Regions from separate parts of the Homo sapiens genome. Here region 2 is linked to region 1. A link is a loop called in an ENCODE intact Hi-C map of the cell type or tissue named here. Cell type or tissue: dorsolateral prefrontal cortex. All regions are shown on one strand. Each heading gives the region's core, and the rest is flanking DNA. Links, peaks and the distances in the headings are about the cores only.

Evidence for each region. Hi-C counts contacts between places; a loop is a spot of excess contacts. Peaks named below come from ENCODE experiments on the same cell type or tissue, not always from the same donor. Only the 100,000 strongest peaks of a DNase experiment are listed, where the experiment ranks them.
Region 2: it touches region 1 in a loop (1.9-fold over the local background); 1 of 110 quality-filtered maps calls a loop at or near these places.

What each region holds. Positions count from the first base shown.
Region 1 is chr15:88,678,329-88,683,707 of GRCh38, reverse strand. No RefSeq gene overlaps it. Among named protein-coding and RNA genes, the nearest start is that of ISG20, 42 kb to the right of the region's middle. RefSeq lists an enhancer at 283-342. In dorsolateral prefrontal cortex, for the core only: a CTCF peak has its summit at 3,094 (motif pointing left); DNase peaks (open chromatin) are centred at 1,567 and 3,057; H3K4me3 peaks cover 482 bases; H3K27ac peaks cover 1,384 bases.
Region 2 is chr15:88,774,456-88,779,834 of GRCh38, reverse strand. No RefSeq gene overlaps it. Among named protein-coding and RNA genes, the nearest start is that of ACAN, 26 kb to the left of the region's middle. In dorsolateral prefrontal cortex, for the core only: no CTCF peak of the experiment used is centred there; a DNase peak (open chromatin) is centred at 3,004.

The DNA.
Region 1 (5,379 bases), core at 289-5,288:
GTCTATGGCTGAGTCTGTGGCTAGGTCCATGGCTGGGTCCACAGAAAGACCTGCCTTCGACTCTAGTCAACTGGCCCCAGAGCCCTGGCCTGGGACTCCTGAGGATGAAATATGTATAGTGTAGTGAGTAGAGCCCAGGTGATCTTGTTTGTAGCTCCAGTTCTGCCGCAGGCTAACCTTGTGGTCTCAGATCAGTCTTGTTCCTGTTCTGAGTCTCGGTTTCACATTTATACAATGAGCCAATGAGGACAAGATCATAGTTTTTACTGTGTTTCATGGAGGCCTAGGGTTCTGATGAAGTTCTTCCAAGACCTGGCAGGGATGGTGGAGGTTGCAAGTTGGAGGTTGGCTTCACCCATCATCTCCTCTAACCAGAACAGCTTGGCATCAATCAAGCTCCCTCACAAGACTTCGTTTAAAAATAAGATTGGAAATTAAAAATAAGATTGGAAAGACTGGAAACCAACCATGTGTTCATCTCTAAAATCTGGCTAGTAAATTATCATACAGCCACAAAATAGAATACAATACAGTTGGGAAAATGAAGGTGCTCTCAAAATGATTTAAAAAAAATGTCTCCAGGATATAGCAAATTTAAAAAGCAAGATATGGAAGGATGTCTAGTGTGCTAAATTTTTTTTTGTTTTTGTTTTTGTTTTTGTTTGTCTGTTTGTTGTTTGTTTTTGAGACAGAGTTTCACTCTTGTTGCCCAGGCTGGAGTGCAATGGCATGATTTCGGCTCACCACAACCTCCGCCTCCCAGGTTCAAGCGATTCTCCTGCTCAGCCTCCTGAGTAGCTGGGATTACAGGAATGCACCACCATGCCCAGCTAGTTTTGTATTTTTAGTAGAGACAGGGTTTCTCCATGTTGGTCAGGCTGATCTCGAGCTCCCAACCTCAGGTGATCCGCCCACCTCGGCCTCTCAAAGTGCTTGGATTACAGGCATGAGCCATTGCACCAGGCCTAGTATGCTAATTTTTATATAATTAAAGGGGAGAATTAAAAATAAATATCTATATGTTTGATTTGCATACAGAAGCCCTGGAAGGATGCATACGAAGCTAATGTGTACCGTCCTGTGGTATCAGGTGGGGTGGGGGTGGCCAGGGGGAGAGTAGATGAAGCTGCAGGTGGAAATGACATTTCTCAATGTATACCTTCTCATAGCACTTTGATATTTGAATCACGCACATATATTACCTTTTCAAAAAACTAAAACTTAAATTTAAAAAATATACCAAGTGAAAAAAAGGGACAGGGGAAAATAAGCTGGCCAGATGATCTCTAAGTTCCCTTGTTGCTTTGATGATCAGGCTGGTGGGGGAGGTAAGGAATGCCCACACATGCCTGTCACCAAAGGCAGATGGGGAAGGGAGAGGCCTTGGGTCCAGGAACTGGGGAGGAGAAGCTGTGCCCCCAGGTCCATGTGCGGGTTCTCTGGGGCTTCTGCCAGTCCTGCTGCATAAACAGCCCATGCAGATGGCCCCTGGTGCCCAAGCCTCAGGCCCTGTGCTCCCTCCCCTGACTGGCCTGGGCTCCCTCTCTCCCAGGAGTGGAGGCCAACGGCTACCCCTCATCAGCCTGCCAGCTGGGAGTGGCCCCACCACTGGCCAGTGGGACAGAGCCTCCTCCACGCAGGGCTGTCTCCAGCTGACGCCAGCCCCAGACTGTGGCCTGAGCCGCGTCCAGGACAGAGCCCAGGGCACAGATGTTCCCATTCTCTGGCTCTGGATGAGCTTCTTGGAAAAATCATGGAGCCAGCCTTCCTCAATCCACCTTTGAGTGGAGAGAAGAGGGGCCCTTCTCTCCTGCAGCCACTGGCACCTGGCTGCCCGCCCTCGGGGGCCGGCCACAGGCTGCTGATCCATGCGGCCCTTGTCTGTGTGGCTGGCTCCTGTCCGAAGGTCACTGAAGGGAGGCAGGCCGGCTGGAGAGAGAGAGGGCGGCAGAGGCTTCCATCAGCCCTGTCTAAAGTTCTTCATGCTCTCTCTGGCTTTTTCTGGGTGGCTCACCAACAGGAAGTGGTCTGGCTAAGACGAAGGGCAGCTGCTGCAGGACCCCTGAGTGGGACATTGCAGCCAGACCAGGACTGACATGAGTCCAGGAGGAGGGAGAAGGGGCTCTGTGTTTATTGCGATACTGTGATGTTGCCAAGCTTTGCAGTGAGACAGACTTGCATTCAAATCCAGGTTCTGCCACGGAGTAACTGCGACTTTAAGCAAGTTATGTAGTGTACTCTCTGAGCCTCAGTTTCATCATCTATAAAATGGGGGAAGGTAAAATGAAATAGGGGTAATAAATCACCTAATCAGAGAGTTGCTGCTGAAAAAATATTGCCTATTCTTCCCCTCTGGGGTATAAGATACAAGGTCAATGCCAGACAGGGTTTAAGACCCTGAAGCCAACTGCCAGGATCCTAGCTCTGCCTAGGGCACCTAATTCACAAGACTGCTGGGAGGAACGAAGGAATTGAGAGTGGTGCTTGGCATGCAGTGAGTGTTATATATTACTTCTTTTTATCATTGTTATGTCAACAACTGCCCACTTTAACCCATATCCTTGTAGGTCCTTGTGTGAGCTGGAATCCCAGGGCCTTTTCTGTCGCCACGCTGGTCTGCTGAGGGTTCGTTCACCAGTTGGCCTTTTCTGAGTCGGCTTCTGAACAGGGATTGGGAAGGGGGTGGGGAAAGCTCAGTTCAACCCCATCCCCCTCAGGGTGGGGACCACAATTCCCCTCACCCGCACTTCAACCAGCATCTGTTTTTCATAAACCCCTTCAGTCTTATGCCTGGGAAGGAGAGTGAATTTCCTTAGGCAACAAAGCCCTCCAAAACCACCCATCATGGGATGGGCGGATCCTGCTGGGCCTCCTTCCCACTCTGCATCTGGACCTGCAAACCCTAGGGCCATCGCCACCTCTCGCACCTCTGCCAAGAGACGTTGCTTCCCTTGTCCAGGCCACAGCCTGCCTGCCCCTCCGTCTCCTGGCTGGCCACTGCTGCCAGCTGCATGCCATCTCCTAGGCTGCCTGATGACTGTGGCCCTCAAGTCCATGCTGAGCTCAGAGCCAGTGGCCCCCCAACCCAGAACTGCTGCCACCCAGTGGCACTCTCAGTGCCAGCCTGGGACCGCTCTTCAAGAGAACCCCTTAAAAGAAAGAGCATGTGAGCCTTCCTAGTGCCTCAGGCAGAAGGACGGACTTCCAGGGTATTCCGCTCCTGGCCCCTGACAGAGGCTGGCAGGGCCCCATCTTCCCATTATCCTGCCCCTTCCCATGAGCTTTCTCTTCGTTCCTTCCATAAACTCAGTTCAAGATTTGTTTTCGGTGTCAATGAAAACTTGCTCAAATATAGGTACATAAAAAAATAGTCTTCCATTTCTTCAAACAAATGAGGCAAGGCAACCGCCAGCTCACTGAGTCGCCAAAATTTTGGTAGGAAGCCATTACTTTTGTATTAAAACAAGACCTCATATGTTATGAGTATATTGTTATGGTCCTATTAGGGAATAGAATGCAATCGTCTGCACGCATTTCCAAGCAAAACATAAGACTCCAAAGATAAATGATAGAATAGAAATCCACCACAGTAGGAGTTATGTCTGTTTTGCTGACTGATGTATTCCCAGTGCTGAGAAGAGGACTTGCCACATGGCAGGAGCTTCATAAATGTTTGTCAAATAAATGTAACACAAGCTTGCAACTTAAGGCTGCAGGCTGGACATCCAGATGAGGATACATTCTATTTCTCTGCCTTTAGGAGAAATGTCTGAGAATCACTTGGCCATACATCATCTCATTTAATCCTCCTACCAAACCAACAGTGCTGTGTGAGGGACATCTTCATGGAGGGTTACTATTGAGCACCTGAACTCACCCCCACCCCTCGATATTGAGAACGTCCCCATCTTGTGAGTCTTGGTGAGAGACTGGGCCTCACTTTCAGTACAGAAGCTTAAAAGACCAGATAATTTTTTTTAAGACAGAGTCTCGCTCTTGCTCTGTCACCCAGGCTGGAGTGCAGTGGTGTGATCTCAGCTCACTGCAACCTCTGCCTCCCTGATTCAAGCGATTCTCCTGCCTCAGCCTCCCAAGTAGCTGGGACTACAGGTGCCTGCCACCACACCTGGCTAATTTTTGTATTTTTAGTAGAGACAGGGTTTCACTATGTTGGTGGGGCTGGTCTTGAACTCCTGACCTTAGGTAATCCACCCAGCTTGGCCTCCCAAAGTGCTGGGATTACACCATGCCCGACCTGCAAGACCAGATAAATATTTGGCCTGCTCCCTGCAAGGAGGGCCTAAACACACACCAAGGAGCAAGTGACACACAGATACAAGCTTGGGTCAGAGTTCATTCTGCTGGGACCCACAGTGATATCCAATGTGCACTGCCAGTGGTGTGGTGCCTGAACGGGGCTGCTCAGTGCTTCTCCTTCCTGCCTGTATTCTGAGCCTGGCCCCAGCCTGACAGACAATTCTCCAAGCCAACCAGCATTCTTCCAGTAGAGTTGCTTTCTGCTTAGGTTGGTAGAGATGTTTTCTATAGGTCATAAGGAAGAACCTTGACGTCTAAAAGTAGATGCTATTATTCTATTTTCTAGATGAAGAAACTGAGGCTTAGGGTGGCACTTATTGAGCACCTACTGTTTGCCAGGCTGTGGAGGGTTAGATACGTGAAGAGGCAGTTTCAGTACAACATGATAGAGGGGTGTACAAGAGGCCATGGAAGCTGGAGTGCCTGCGGGTGGCAGGGGAGGCTTCATGGAGAAAGTGGCACAAGTTGAGACTTTAAGGAGGAGGAGACCATGTGCGGTGGCCCACGCCTATAATCCTAGCATTTTGGGAGGCCGAGGCAGGTGGATCACTTGAGGTCAGGAGTTCAAGACCAGCCTGGCCAACATGGCAAACCCTGTCTCTACTAAAAATATAAAAAGTAGCCAGACCTGGTGGCACATGCCTGTAATCCCAGCTACTCGGGAGGCTGAGGCAGGAGAATCGCTTGAACCCAGGAGGCGGAGGTTGCAGTGAGCCAAGATTGTGCCACTGCACTCCAGCCAGCCTGGGCGACACAGTGAGACCTTATCAAAAAAAAGGAAGGAGGAGGAAGGAGGAAAGGAGAGAATTTTCTTTTCTTTTCTTTTCTTTTTTTTTGAGACGGAGTCTTGCTCTGTCTCAGTGGCGTGATCTCGGCTTGGCGTGATCTCGGCTCACTGCAACCTCTGCCTCCCAGGTTCAATCGATTCTCCTGCCTCAGCCTCCCGAGAAGCTGGGGTTACAGGCGGCCACCACCACACCCGGCTAATTTTTATATTTTTAGTAGAGACGGGGTTTCACCATTTTGGCCAGGCTGGTCTCGAACCCCTGACCTCATGATGCG
Region 2 (5,379 bases), core at 53-5,052, 96 kb before region 1:
CAACCTCCACCTCCTGGGTTCAAGAGATTCTTCTGCCTCAGCCTCCCAAGTAGCTGAGATTACAGGCACCCACCATCACACCCAGCTAATTTTTTTGTATTATTACTAGAGACGAGGTTTCACCATGTTTGCCAGGCTGGTTTCAAACTCCTGACCTCAAGTGAGCCACCCTCCTTGGCCTCCCAAAGTGCTAGGATTACAGGTGTGAGCCACCGTGCCTGGCCTCTATATGTCTGTCTTTAGCCAGTTCCACACAGTTCTGATTACTACAGACTTGTGATAAGTTCCTCCTTGTCCTTTTCAAAAAATTTCGGTTTTTGTTGTTTTCACAGACGTGTGTGTGTTTGTATGTATCTGTGTGTGAATAAACTTTAAGGAGTTCATTATTTTTAATAATAACAATAACAATAAAGAAGGCCTTAATATCCTTCCTCCCAAATCAGATCTTGCCCCCCTCCATTTTTTTGCTCCCCAGAGGCAACTAGTTCAACTCTTCCATCTTTTTCATTTAAATTCATATCCATATATTTATATAATATGTACATAGTGATGCTTTTTGGTTTTTAGGTTTTACGCATTTTCTCTTCTCACTGTGTTAAAGTAGAAGATTCAGCTCTCTTTCACCAAAGGCCTTCAGTATGTGCACACTTTCTGTCCTCTTTCTTCTCCTGATAAAGTTAAACCATAATTGTGGATAGGTCAGTGTCCAGCATCACTATGACTATGTAAGTGTGTGTCACAGCTGAGCCATGTAGTACACTATCATATATTTACATTTCTTGCAGAACTTTCCCCCTTCAACTTAACAGTTCTTTTGTTTTTGTTTTTTGAGATGAAGTCTCACTCTGTCGCCCAGGCTGGAGTGTAGTGGCACGATCTCGGTTCACTGAAACCTCCATCTCCTGGGTTCAAGCAATTCTCCTGCCTCAGCCTCCCCAAATAGCTGAGACTACAGGTACTCACCACCACACCTGGCTAATTTTTGTATTTTTAGTAGAGATGGGGTTTTGCCATGTTGGCCAGGCTGGTCTCGAACTCCTGACCTCAGGTGATCTGCCTGCCTTGGCCTCCCAAAGTGCTGGGATTACAAGCGTGAGCCACCCAACCTGGCCTTAACAGTATTTTTATTTGTTTTCTGTGTAAGTATCATTAATTTAACCCCAGAGGGTGCCTGGTGAGCCCTCTTGGCTCAACCCTGCAGGCCATGAGGAAGCCTGTGGTTTGGAGATGGGTCATATGTCCTGAACAGGGCAGCTTCCTTCTCTGGGAGAAAACTTGGTCACAGGGAGGTGACTGAAAGTAACATCGCTGATGGAGCTCTTTCTACATGTAAGGTGCTGGGCTAGGGTGACAGGAATATATATGACATTATTCCATATACTGGGACTTATAATCGAGTGACAGATGTTGAGGCCATCATTCCAATATGAGGCAAAGTTTGATAAGAACCATAGGAGAGACTGCAAATTTAAGAGAGACAGATTAGGAAAGTAAATTCTAGTTAGAGGACTCAAGGTGGTTCTGGTGTGTAAGCTGAATTAAGATTTCCGTGGGAGGATTGTTGGTGCAGAAAGAAGGAAGAAGCAGCGATACAGAGATAAGGAAATACAGTATGGGTTCAGGGAAAGGCAACAGGCTCAGCATAGGCACAGTATGGGATGTGTGCGGATGCATCATAAAAATAAGAGCTAATATGTATTGGGTATCTCTATGCTAGGCAGTGAGCTTAGCCTTTCATAGGCACTGCACGAGTGGCTCTCAAAATGTCATCACCTGGGAACTTGTTAGAACTTCAGATCCTTGAGCCCTACCCAGACATGCTGAATCACAAACTCTGGGAGTGGGGCCCAGCAATCTGTGTTTTAACACATCCTGAAGATGATTCTGATGCATACTAAACTTTGAGAACCATAGCACTGTACAATTTGATCTTTAAAACAGTGTCATAGCTAGACACTCATACCCCCACTTGATAGGTGAGGAAGCTGTCTCAGAGTGAGTAGGTAACTTGCACAAGGTCCAGTGGGGTGCTGGAGCCAGCTTGCAATGGCCCTTGAGAGCCAGTTGTGAGCTTCTCTTCCCAACTCTGAATATAGTGATATCACATTGGTAGCCTAAAATCGGCCATGGTGGAAATATTTATATCATAGAACTTGGCAAATGCTAGGACTGATTGGCAAAATCAGAACTTCACGTCCACCCTGAGAGCCTATTAAACACTCACCAGTGGCCGGGTGCAGTGGCTCACGTCTGTAATCCCAGCACTTTGGGAGGCCAAGGCGGGCAGATCACCTGAGGCCAGGAGTTTGAGACCAGAGACCAGCCTGGTCAACGTGGTGAAACCCCGTCTCTACTAAAAATACAAAATTTAGCTGGGTGTGGTGGCGTGCATGCCTGTAATCCCAGCTACTCGGGAGGCTGAGGCAGGAGAATCTCTTGAACCGGGAGGCAGAGGTTGCAGTGAGCTGAAATTGTGCCACTCCACTGCAGTCTGGGCGATAGAGTGAGACTCCTTCACAAAACAAAACAAAACAAAAATACACTCACCAGCGTATTACTGCTCAGATCCCTCAGTTGATAAGCTCTTGGTAGAAGTGGGTTTTGGACCAGTTAAACCTAGCGTCTGAATGCATGCTCTTAACCATTAGGTTAAACTTATTCTGGAAGTCCGGAAAGACAGGCTGAGGTCATAAGGTAGAAATCTTTAAATGCATGTCAAAATTTTGGGCTTTATTCTGTACACACTGGATTTTTCAGAGTTTTGAATAGATAAGTGATATGATTGTATGTTTAGGCAAGAGAACTAAATTGTTGGCCGTGGCTTTTCAATTTGCAAATATGGTGAAAAAAAATGGGATGGGAGTCAAAATAGTTGTACTTCATAGAGAAAAGCCTCAACAACCGTGGGTTGCCCATTTGCAGAAGAGGCTGTTAAGCACTGCAGAGCAGATGCCTCATGCCTCACAAAGCTTCCTTGTTCTTCAAGAGAAAGGTCCCCTGTCCGTCACTCTCACCATCTGCCACAGCATGTATGGGCCTTAATTAACACTGCAGCTGTTGGCCAGTGTTGTCCCAGAAGTCCTTGGTCCAGGTCAGGATTCACTCTGCAACCACTGTAGCAGACCTCTTAGTACCTACCCACATTCATTCCTCCTTCCTCAGGGAGCCTGAGAGTTTTCAGGCATCCCTCACATTAAGGCAGCCATGTGCTTCCCATGTATGGTGGGGGCCGGACCCACCTCTGGCCCTAGAGGGTGAATCCTGATTGGATTTTAAGCCAGTGGTTCTCAAACCTTTTTGGTCTCTGACTATTTTTTTTTTTTTTTTGAGATATAGTTTTGCTCTTGTCACCCAGGCTGGAGTGCAATGGCACGGTCACGGCTTACTGCAACCTCCACCTCCCAGGTTCAACTGATTCTTCTGCCTCAGCCTCCCAAGTAGCTGGGATTACAGGTGCATGCCACCATGCCTGGCTTCAAGTGATTCTCCTGCCTCAGCCTCCCAAGTAGCTGGGACTACAGGCCTGCGCCACCACGCCTAGCTAATTTTTGTATTTTTAGTAGAGACAAGGTTTCATCATGTTGGCCAGGATGGTCTTGATCTCTTGACCTCATGATCCTCCCACCTCAGCCTCCCAAAGTGCTGGGATTACAGGTATGAGCCACTGCACCCAGCCTGTCAGTTGTTCCTTGAAACAACAGGGTCACTTTGTTCATTTTCAAGAAAACGTCTGCCAAATACTCAGGTTTAAATAACTACAGTTGGTCAATTGTTCTTTCATGTAAAAATGATGTTTTCTGAAAAAAGTGGCTAGTTTAGTTGGTAACTTAATTGTTCCAATGCCTTTGCTCTCGATAACTCTTGTACTTTGATACAGCGGATGTGTTTTATGCTTTCATGCATTTTTCTTTTCATCGCACAAGACATTCCAAAGTAATGTTGAAAGAAGACATATGTTTTTAAGTGTTGAGATCTAGTTAAATGAATAATTCTTACTGCTTCATCAAGGGCATTCTAAAATGGAACTGGCTTTTTATATTTATTTATTTATTTGTCTGTTTACTGTGAGTGCATGGCAGCGAACTATCCAATGACTATGAGGACAGCTACCACTGCCTTGATGCTAAGGCCTCAGCAGTGTCATCCACCATTGCTTTTACAGCCTTTGTGCGCATATCAACACAGTTGATCTAGGATAAACCATAAGATTCAAAAACGTTCCTCAATACTTTGCCTATTTCAGCACCACTTGTGTTTGTTGCCAAGTGTTACATAAAAGAAGGTCTTCAATGATTAATTAGTGCTGATATGGGACAAATACAAGCAAAACAGTCAGTCCAGCCACATCTGTACACTCATCCAGTTGTTAAGGCAAAAGTACAATTCTGCCAATGAGAGATTAACTCAGTCTTCATGTTCACAGATAAATCTTTGATTTGGCAAGTTGCGTTAGCATTGGGAAGTGGTAGTGCTGTTATTTATTTTACTGAGTTTGTACTCAGCAGGCATTCAGCAGTGTCATCTGTATGAGAGATTTTATTAGTTAATGTAATTTGATTGCTTATGCTTCTGTGACTTTTTCATTTCTAGCTTGAAAAGATGTAAAAAACTTTTGGCTTTTTAAGGGCTCATAACATCTAAGTTTAAAACATTTAATTCCTTTTTTATAATAATGGATATTTATTTATTTATTTATTTATTTATTTATTTACTGAGACATGTTCTCATTCTGTCACCCAGGCTGGAGTTCAGTGGCACAATTACGGCTCACTGCAACCTCAACCAGCCAGATTCAAGTGATCTTCTCACCTCAACCTCTCCAGTAGCTAGGACTACAGGTGCATGCCACCATGCCTAGCTAATTTTTGCATTTTATTGTTGTTGCTGAGAGGTAGTTTCGCTATGTTGCCCAGGTTGGTCTCGAACTTGTAGGCTGAAGCAATCTGCCCGCCTTGGCCTCCCAAAGTGCTGGGGTTACAGGTGTGAGCCACTGTACCTGGCCAGATTTAATTCCTTTTTGTTTAAACTCTGGTCTTAAAATAATACCCCAACTTAAATGGCCCCATCGGGTCTGGGCCTAGGGTGCAGTAGCAAGGTGCTTAGTGCACAGGGTCTAAGGAGACACTCGCCCTACTGACCCTGCACTTGGGCAAAGCCGAGACTGACGCCTCCTTAAGTTCTGCACCCTACGCACCTTACTTGCCTCACTCTAGGCCTGGCCCTGAGCACCGTGAGGCTCTTGAGAAATACTCTGTCGCATCAGGCAGAATGAGGTAAATAGTCAATATCTATCAGGTTGAGAGAGAGATTGCTTTTATCATAGTTTTGCTGCTTCTTTACAGTTTCTTCCAGTTTCTTTGGAGTAGATCCCTCCTCACC